Regions from separate parts of the Homo sapiens genome. Here region 2 is linked to region 1. The links are chromatin contacts, found by POLR2A ChIA-PET in ENCODE. All regions are on one chromosome and are shown on one strand. The core of a region is the stretch at or near the end of the contact, and the rest is flanking DNA. Distances in the headings are between cores, read along the strand shown. Region 1 holds the start of VPS26A (VPS26 retromer complex component A). Region 2 overlaps COL13A1 (collagen type XIII alpha 1 chain).

What was found. ChIA-PET counts read pairs that join two places held with the same protein, here RNA polymerase II (POLR2A).
Region 2: POLR2A ChIA-PET joins it to region 1 with 12 read pairs in OCI-LY7. The contact joins the enhancer-like site here to the promoter of VPS26A in region 1. POLR2A ChIA-PET finds 5 or more read pairs at or near these places in 3 of 52 experiments (CD4-positive, alpha-beta T cell, HEK293 and OCI-LY7).

What each region holds. Positions count from the first base shown.
Region 1 is chr10:69,122,176-69,126,523 of GRCh38, reverse strand. VPS26A (VPS26 retromer complex component A) reads right to left here and starts at 2,346. Exons shown (of 9, transcript NM_004896.5): 1 at 2,244-2,346. The coding sequence starts at 2,246. RefSeq lists enhancers at 1,382-1,888, 2,753-3,112 and a silencer at 2,093-2,492.
Region 2 is chr10:69,958,224-69,962,571 of GRCh38, reverse strand. COL13A1 (collagen type XIII alpha 1 chain) reads right to left here. Exons shown (of 41, transcript NM_001368882.1): 41 at 3,428-3,873. The coding sequence ends at 3,871. All of the region lies in intron 2 of LOC107984242 (a long non-coding RNA gene), which reads left to right. Among named protein-coding and RNA genes, the nearest start is that of LINC02636, 49 kb to the left of the region's middle. RefSeq lists an enhancer at 734-1,234. Within about 2 kb of position 2,516, at least 2 of the 41 ENCODE cell types and tissues checked have a DNase peak (open chromatin) inside an H3K27ac peak, as active enhancers do; they include OCI-LY7, where a contact is called at or near this core.

The DNA.
Region 1 (4,348 bases), core at 1,097-3,596:
GCGATCTCGGCTCACTGCAACCTCTGCCTCCCGGGTTCAATTGATTCTCCTGCCTCAGCCTCCTGAGTAGCTGGGATTACAGGTGTGCGCCACACCTAATTTTTTTATTTTTAGTTGAGACGGAGTTTCACCATGTTGGTCAGGCAACTTCCGCCTCCCGAGTAGGTGGGACTACAGCAATGCGCCACCACACTTGGCCAATTTTTTTTTGTTTTTGTATTTTTAGTGAAGACGGGGTTTCGCCATGTTGGCCAGGCTGGTCTCAAACTCCCGACTTCAAGGTGATCCGCCCACCTCGGCCTCCCAAATTGTTGGGATTACAGGTGTGAGCCACCGCACCCCGTGAGATCTTTTAAGTGCAAAAATACTACTCACTTCTTTTGGTAAAGATATCTTCAAGGGCGCATTTGGAATATTGCGATTTTCAGGATTAACTATTAATATGCAAGTTAAAACTCTTGAGCTTTTAAATAACTGGACTGCAATATATATGACTATAAAAACATGCTAGCAATTGTTTTTATAGTTTTCTAATCTTGGCCTAAACCTCCTATCACTGACTTTAGGTTAATTTAGGATTTTTCATATAATTTCTGAACCCAATATTGAGCATTACCAATTAGCAAAAATACATGGTAGATACATAAAAAGGCAACTTTTTAGTCCCCACTGAAGGAATTTCACTAAGTCCAGTGGATGTAAAGAAATGCAACTCATTGCATTTCTGAGGTGGAAGGCTGACTCTCAAAATTCATTCACTTAGCCCATACACAAGCAATGAAACAGCAAATTTTCATACATATATTACATCTGTGACCATTTCAGTGTTTTAAAGTTTTACAATTTAGTTTCTGTTTGGGTAACTTGAAAATATAAACTGCTCTTGAACATAATTCAAAAAAGCGTATTAAAAGTAATAATTACAAATGTAAGCAAAAAATAGGAGGACCTTTTAAGTTTTCTTTTCAAATGATATTCAATTAAAGAAGCCTGCCCTAACACTGACTAGGCAAGGTCCCCCAATACTTCCTTCTTAGTATCTGTCACAATTCTAATTTCCACGTTAAACAAATAATTTACACAAATAAATGTTTATCTCTCCCTACATTGTAAGCTACGAGAGCAGGTAGGCGCTGTTTCCATTTTACTGGGGTCCCCTAGGCACACCTGAGCAATTATTTGTTGAATGAAAGAAAAAAAGCTCTAAGAATGAACATGAATGTCTGGATTTTGTTTTGTTTTGTTTTGAAAGCAACATCATTACTGAAATTAAAAGTTATTTATTCAAAGTAGCTTTTTAAAAATATACCTGGCTCGGCCTTTTAAGCCAAAAGTCTCAAGCAGTCTATTGAATCAGTGAGCTTTGGGAAGAGCAGGTAGTATTAGGAGAGCATACAGTAGGCGCTAAATGAAGAGAACTGACGACTACTACCAGAAAATGGGTAAAATGAGATCTAACCTAGAGACTGCCGACACCCAGCTAAATACCACAATGCCCAGGCTAGTGCTTCCGCGGACTGTGGTGAGAGCACTGATTCCCCTCCCTCCTCTGCCTCATAGGCCGTTTCAACAACCCAGAGCGTTAAGTTCAGCGAAATAGCTTGCGGACGGAAATGAGAGCCAATGCTTAAAACGGCGGGCACCAAACGGGTGTCTCTGGAGTTAAAGATATCCCCCATTCCAACGTCCTTTTATTTTTCTCTCCCATTTTACAAGTGTCAACAGAAAGCCTGAACTGGGGTCATGAAATCAAAGAATGTCACCATAGTCAGGTTTTAAAATATCAGAGTTTATCAAGTTCGTGACACACTGAGTGCCCAAGTCCCCCGAAGAGTCCGGAGGTGGGGGGCTCCCGGGTCGCCCCACCTGGATGGAAGAGAGGCTGCCCGGGAGGAGAACAGGGACTGGCTACCTAGGAAGGGGAGGCGGCGACCAGCCCCCGCAGAGGCGGGGTCCGAGTCCCCAGCCAGAGCCCCAACAAGCAGTCGAAGAACGCGGGCAGAGGCTCCGACATGGCCAGGAGAGCACGCCGCCGCCCGTAGGTGCTCGGGCCTCGCCGAGACCGGGAAGAGGTGGCGCCGCCAGCTTTTCCCAGACCCAGGGGTGGCCCGACAGGCCTAACCCCGCTCCCCGCCCTGCTCCCCCGTCCCCTCCTCCGGCGACGCCCGGCCCGCGGTTGGCCGGCCCGCCGCGCGCTCCGGGACGAGGGCGGGAGGCGAGCGCGCTGGCCGCCGCGCACTCACCATTGTCAACGCCGCCGCCGCGTCCCCCCTACTCCACTCCTCTTCCCTCAGGAGAACTCCCAGCCCCGGCTCCCTCCGCTCCGGCGCTCCGTCACGTGACCTCGGGCCGCCCCTCACACGTGACCGCTCCCTTCCTCTCCCCCACCCCCGCACCCGTCCCTCTCCCAGCCTCCTGCCCCGCCCTGCTGGCCGCCAGGCACTCCGGGGAGAGGCCGCTTGGAGGCGGGGCCTCAGGCTCCACCCTTCGGAGGGTGGAGAGGGGCGGGCAAATTACGTCGAGTGGGCGGGGCCTGAACAGAGGCGGGTTCGCGGGCTCCTCCTCGCCGTCTCTTCGGTCACCGGACGAGCGGTTCCGTGTCCGGCCTCTTTACCGCACCCAGTTCCTCTTTGTGAAAGTTTGAGCGGCTGGGAAGGAAGGAGGAGAGGAAGGATTCATCTGGAGGCTCTCTCCTTGGCTGGGTCCTTGGGTTGCCGAGGCGAGTGGGAGCCCTACTTCCTTAGGCCTCGCAAGAAGAGATGTGCTCTCTTCGTCCACGGCGAGGCGTTCTGCCACCTTGCCTGAACGCAGTCCCGCTCCACCTCCTTCTGAGTCTGGGTTTTCTTAACTTGGCTTTCTCGCCTCTGAAGAGAAGACCAGTAGAAAAAAATCCTAGGGTACAACTTTCATTGCTTCCCAAAGTCCCCAGATGGCCCCTGAGCGACCCACCCTGAGCCTGGAGGGCTCACAAACCCACCGTTCCGCCCAGCCGTTCTGAGAGGGCAAAGGCGCTCCCCCGAAAGTCCCACGGCGCAGCTGAAGACTACGCTGGCCTGAACTGGATCCTCCTCCCTAGTGTAAGCCTATAGGACCTCCAGATGAGGAAAATACTGTGTGGGATTTCAGAGTATAGTGTTGAAGGGCCACAGTGCACTCTATGCATAACCAAAGCAGAAGAAAAATCCATCCCTGAACGCACTATAATTACCCCACCTTAAAACAGAAGTTTGTGAGGCGAGTCCATGAAACAGGTATCAAAAAAAATTTTTTTATACTTAATCCTCAGTGTGAGCCTCAAATTTAAGAGGATTGAAATCAGAGTATCATCTCTAACCGCAATAGAATTAAAATTAGAAATCAACCCAAACAAGCCAGAAAATTCCGGAAATATTGGAAATTAAGCAACATAATTCCAAATCTCTAGGTCAAAGAAGAGATCAATGGAAATTTAAAAATAAGTTGAGGCCGGGCACGGAGGCTCACACTTGTAATCCCAACACTTTGGGAGGCCAAGGCAGGTGGATCACCTGAGGTCAGACACGAGTATCTCTTGAATCCGGGAAGCGGAGGTTGCAGTGCCCGAGATGGAGCCACTGCACTCCAGCCTGGGCGACAGAGCAAGACTCTGTCTCAAAAATAAAAAATAATAAAAATAAAATAATTTGAAATAAAAGATAATAATACAACATATCAAATTTGTGGAATGCAGTGACACTGTGTAAAAGGAAAATTTGTAGCTTTAAATGCACATATTTGGGCCAGGCATGGTGGCTCACAGTCTATAATTCCAGCACTTTGAGAGGCCGAGGCGGACGGATCACTTGAGGTCAGAAGTTTGAGACCAGCCTGGCCAACATGGCGAAACCCCGTCTCTACTAAAAATACAAAAATCAGCGGGGCATGGTGGTGCACGTCTGTAATCCTAGCTACTCGGTAGGCTGAGGCAGGAGGATCACTTAAACCTAGGAGGCAGAGATTGCAGTGAGCCAAGATTGCGCCACTGCACTCCAGCCTGGTGACAGAGCGAGACTCCATCTCAAAAAAAATAAATAACTATAGTAACACTGATATTGTTGTCTGTTTGAACTGTGAAAAGAAAGCAGCAAAAACAATGCAAATCTTTAATTAATAAAAGTGAAAAATGGTTTTTTTCACTTAGAAGATTTGCCTGTCACCTTGAGAGCTACTCTGGTTCCTACCCACTCTTTTCTGGGACTTAAATATCAACATAACAAAGAGAATAGATGAAAATGCCACACAGGCAAAGAAATACTAGCGAAGCCAGGTATAAATAAGAGGTGGCAAAGAAAGTCACACTAGAAACCAATTTGTACTAATTATTTATTCT
Region 2 (4,348 bases), core at 1,267-3,766, 840 kb before region 1:
CTGACCCCGCTCACCCTACTCCTGGGTGGCACAGGCCTACTCCAAGTTTTGTTATTTGGGGTTACAAAGCACACACATGCCACACACAGTTTTGCAAAACCAATGCCATGCATAATACTGTCACAGCCAAATAACTCTAGGTGGAGGGGGGGACATGGAGTACTCCCGCCTCCACAATCCTCCCAGGAGGTGACCTGCCTGTGGGGCCAGAGGGCCTCAGGGTGTCGGAGCTGGAAAGTTTTATGGAGGTCACCCATGTCCAGCTTCTTCACTTGACGCTTGGGGAAACTAAGACCTGGAGTAAGGTGCCCAAGCCACACAGTGAGGTAATGGTAGAGAAAGAACTAGAAGCTGAGTCTCTCGACTTGCTGGCCAGTGCCCTCCTCCACTTATGGGTTAACGACAACCCTCCCCAGCTCCATCCTATGCCATTCTGCCAGGCGAAGGCAGGGCCGGGGAAGGGAGGCCAGCACTGGGTGGGGCGGAGATGGGGCGGGGTGGGCATGTGTGGAAGGAGCCTCCTCTTCCCTCAGCAAGGGAAGCAATGTGGCTTCCCTTGGCTCACATGACCACAACCACAACTCCCCAGCCTTGGGGAGAGGCACCATTCGGGCCCAGATGACCCGGTCACACTGTCACCCATGGGGTACTGGCTCATTCTTTGCAGGTATCCAGGTGGACAACGCTAGGCATGTGTCCTGCTGTGCCAGAGCACGCAGCCACAGGCACTGGAATGAGAGAGGAACTGCAGGAGACAAACGGCCTTAAGACCCAGTGCCTTACAATTTACAAAGAACTTTCACCAACATGCTCAGTGGGCAGGGCTGGGTGCACCTCTGGCTCCCTGGGCAGGCAGTTCTCACCAGGAGGTGCCGCAAGTCCCCCAAAACAGACAGCATGTCTTTCTCCTCTGCAAGCCCTCTGTGGCCCCTGTCCATAGGGCTGGCCTTTCCCTGGTCCCTCCTGCAATGTGCCTGCTTCTCCTGTTCCATCACTGGATTGTTTCTTCTCGCCTGGTTGTCCTGGTCTGCTGGGCGTTAGTATGGACTCACAGCTACTGTGCAAACTCTTTGACCACGTGTCTTTTTACTTCTCATCTCCCTGTACTGCATTTGACACACAGCCAAGATTCAAGTGGAGAGGCTTGGGGGCAGGGGCCTGAAGTCAGGAGCCCGGGGTGCAGTCCAGTGATAGGGTGGGGTCCTGGCTGAGTACTATGGCAGCAACAACCGTGTGGGGAGACAATGTGTTTACACACACGGGGCTAAACCTCGGGGGGCTGCAACCCACTGGGCAGGGCAGTGTGGGCTCCGAAACCAGGCCCAGCCTTTTTTTTTTCTGTGACCACTAGGTGGCCTGAAGTGATGTGTGTGACCCTGCCTCAGTTACGGCAAGGACCTTCCCCATCCCCTGGGCTTCCCAGCCACAGCTGTCTCCTCTCTACTTGTTTTCCTTGACTCTGACTTTTAAACTTCTCTTTACACACATTTCTATTTTATTACATAGATTCTTGTGACTTTGAATCCTTTGTGGCAGTAGGTAAAGTGTCATAAGTAAATGAATAACCCCAGGACTGGAACAAAAGAGGTTTCTTTGCCCATTTACCCAGGATATTCAGCTAACACTGACTCTCCCCTTTCTGGGTTCCAGTGAATGTTCTACTCTATCCTGAGATCATCAGTGAGCTGTGATTGCCCTGGCCAGAGCCTGAAGGGGAGGGGGTCAGAACGGGGTCACACCCTGATTGCCTGGGCCCTCGCCTGGGAGGGGAGGAGTGTGGCCTGGAGGTGGGGACACCCGCAGCTAGGGTGACTGTGAATTCTAAGGGGCAGAGGATGTGGGCTGGGCTGCGTTATGACTTTTGGGGGCCCTGGGCAGTTTTGCCTTCCTCCATTAAAAAAATACAAAAAATTATATTTTACAATTGTGCTGGTAGAAAGACAAAAACAATCCTGGCTGGATTCATTGTTATATATTCATTTTTTTTTTCTAAATTTAAAAAGGTGAAAAATTAAGATATTTTTGTGGCCTCTAAAAGTACTCCGTGGCTGCTGGAGAAGTTGTCCCTGGGCTACAGGGCCATGAGAATCCGGCCCAGGGCAAGAAACATCCCTGGGTTCAGATGAACCCTCTTTGTGTCCACAGAGATCAACTCTTGTTCACTACTGCATGGCTTCACTTTTCTTTTTTCTTTCCTTCCTTTTTTTTTTTTTTTTCCTTTTTTTTCTTTTAAGGCAGGGTCTCACTCTGTTGCCCAGGCTGGAGTGCAGCGGTGCGATCATAGCTCACTGCAGCCTGAAACTCCTGGGCTCAAGCAATCTTCCCACCTCAGCCTCCGGAGTAGCTGGGACTACAGGCGAGTGTCACCACACTCAGCTAAATTTTGAAAAATGTTTTTGTAGAGATGAGCGTCTCATTATGTTGCCCAGACTTGCTTCACTTTTCAAATGAGGAACCCAAGACTTAGAAGAGGAAGTTGTCCAAGTTCTAAGCTAAGCTAGTGACATTTAGAGTAAGAATGTTGGTATAGACGTTTTGGGTCTGAGCTGCGTGTGATTTCATTACCATGAGCGCTTGTGAGTGTGACCTCATCCCCACACATGGCAGGGGTCTAATGACTGTGAAGCCCACTAATTTAGAGTTTTGTGTGACAGCATGTGGACAGAGTCTGAAGTTAAATTTCCCTTTGCGTTGTCTAGGAAGAAAGGATGTGTAAAGAAAATGCAAAATGTAAACCAGATGGGGATGTATGTAAAGTACTGGAGTAATTTGTTGTTTTCAAGCTTTTAGAAGCATGAATTTATGTTGTCAAACAGCTAACGATAAACCTGTATGCTACACCACAGGTAAGACTTAACTGGTCATTAAAACCGGTTTCCTGAGACCTTTTCTAAGCAATGCACTAAATATGGAAAGCAATACAACATTATTTCTTAAAAAAATAAAAACAACTTCAGATTGGCCCAGCCCAAGCCCAGATCTAGGCATGTTTCTGAATGCTCTTTGCTGGAGTGGAACAGCAGATGAGGCAAAGCTCCTTCAACTGCTAGTTGTGAGTGAACCCACAAACTCATATCAAGTCAACAGCTGTGATTAGCAATAGCTGGTACTAGGGACTGTAGCTCAAAACAAAACAAAGCAAAACAAACAAGCAAAAACCTACCATAACCCAACAGCAAGAGCAAATGGCTCCTTTGAAACCCTGGGTGCCCTTAGCACAACTGAACCTAAATGCTCACACAGCAAGCACTGTGATAAACTTGGGATCTGTAACAACATACATTGCTCGATAAAGTTCCCTTCCCTCCCTTTGTTGAACCTCACATTTCAAAACCTTACTCCACACTTCTGAGGACCCCTACTTCTGGGAATTCCTGCTTTCACAGGAGAGAATGTATTTAATATAATGATTAATCAGGATCATGAATTGCCATGTTTCATTTCCTTTAATAATGAAAATCCATAAGGGTTTAAAATACTCTTAGACACACCTAGCTTAGCAAATATCATGGACCTCTACATTTATGTGAATTCACACATGAGCTAGCCAGCACCTCAGTTCTGGCTGGCCCCCTTTGGCACCAGGACACAATAATTTATTAAGCTTCGATACTTAATAAATGTGCACAAATATCATGCAGACATTACGACCAAACAAAAAATGTATTAGAGACATAGGCTTATACAAAACATCTTGTAAACAAAAGGGAAGAGGTTGATATTTTCTGTACAAAATATGCAGGTTTTTCTTTCTTTTTTAATAATCTGTAAGATGCATCATACTTCTGGCATTTTCAAAAAGTGAAAACTGTATAAAAATAAATATTCTATGTACAAACACACACACAGGCCAATCCAAGGTTAGAGGCATCACTGCAAAACAAAAACAAAACAATGTTCTGTTAGTTTCAGTGGGTCTGCAGAGGTTTATTTCCTTTGTAGGAAGGGAGGTAAATCTTGTCCTGGGTTGGATGGGAGTTCTGGACAGGAGAACTGTGGGAACCCTGAGCCCCTAGGTGAAAGAAACTGGTGGCGACCTTAGCTCCCTGAAGGGAGGAAACCAAGTTCACCTCTCTGTGAATCCCCTTTGTGGTCACTAGAGGGCACTCTCTTTCTCTGCTGCCTTTGGAGGCCTGATTGTTGTAACCACTGCATTGTCCCAGATTGGACTTAAGGTGTGAATGAGTAGTCTTGAAGCTCTCTGGTTGCTTCTCCAAGACATTGCAGCTCTTGGTAGTGGCTGTTCTTCCCCTGCTAAGCACAACCATTTCTGTCTCCTAACCATTGGCAGCAACTTTAAAGAGGAAATTTTTTTAGGGGTCAAGGGTTCAGAGGTCTTATGACACCT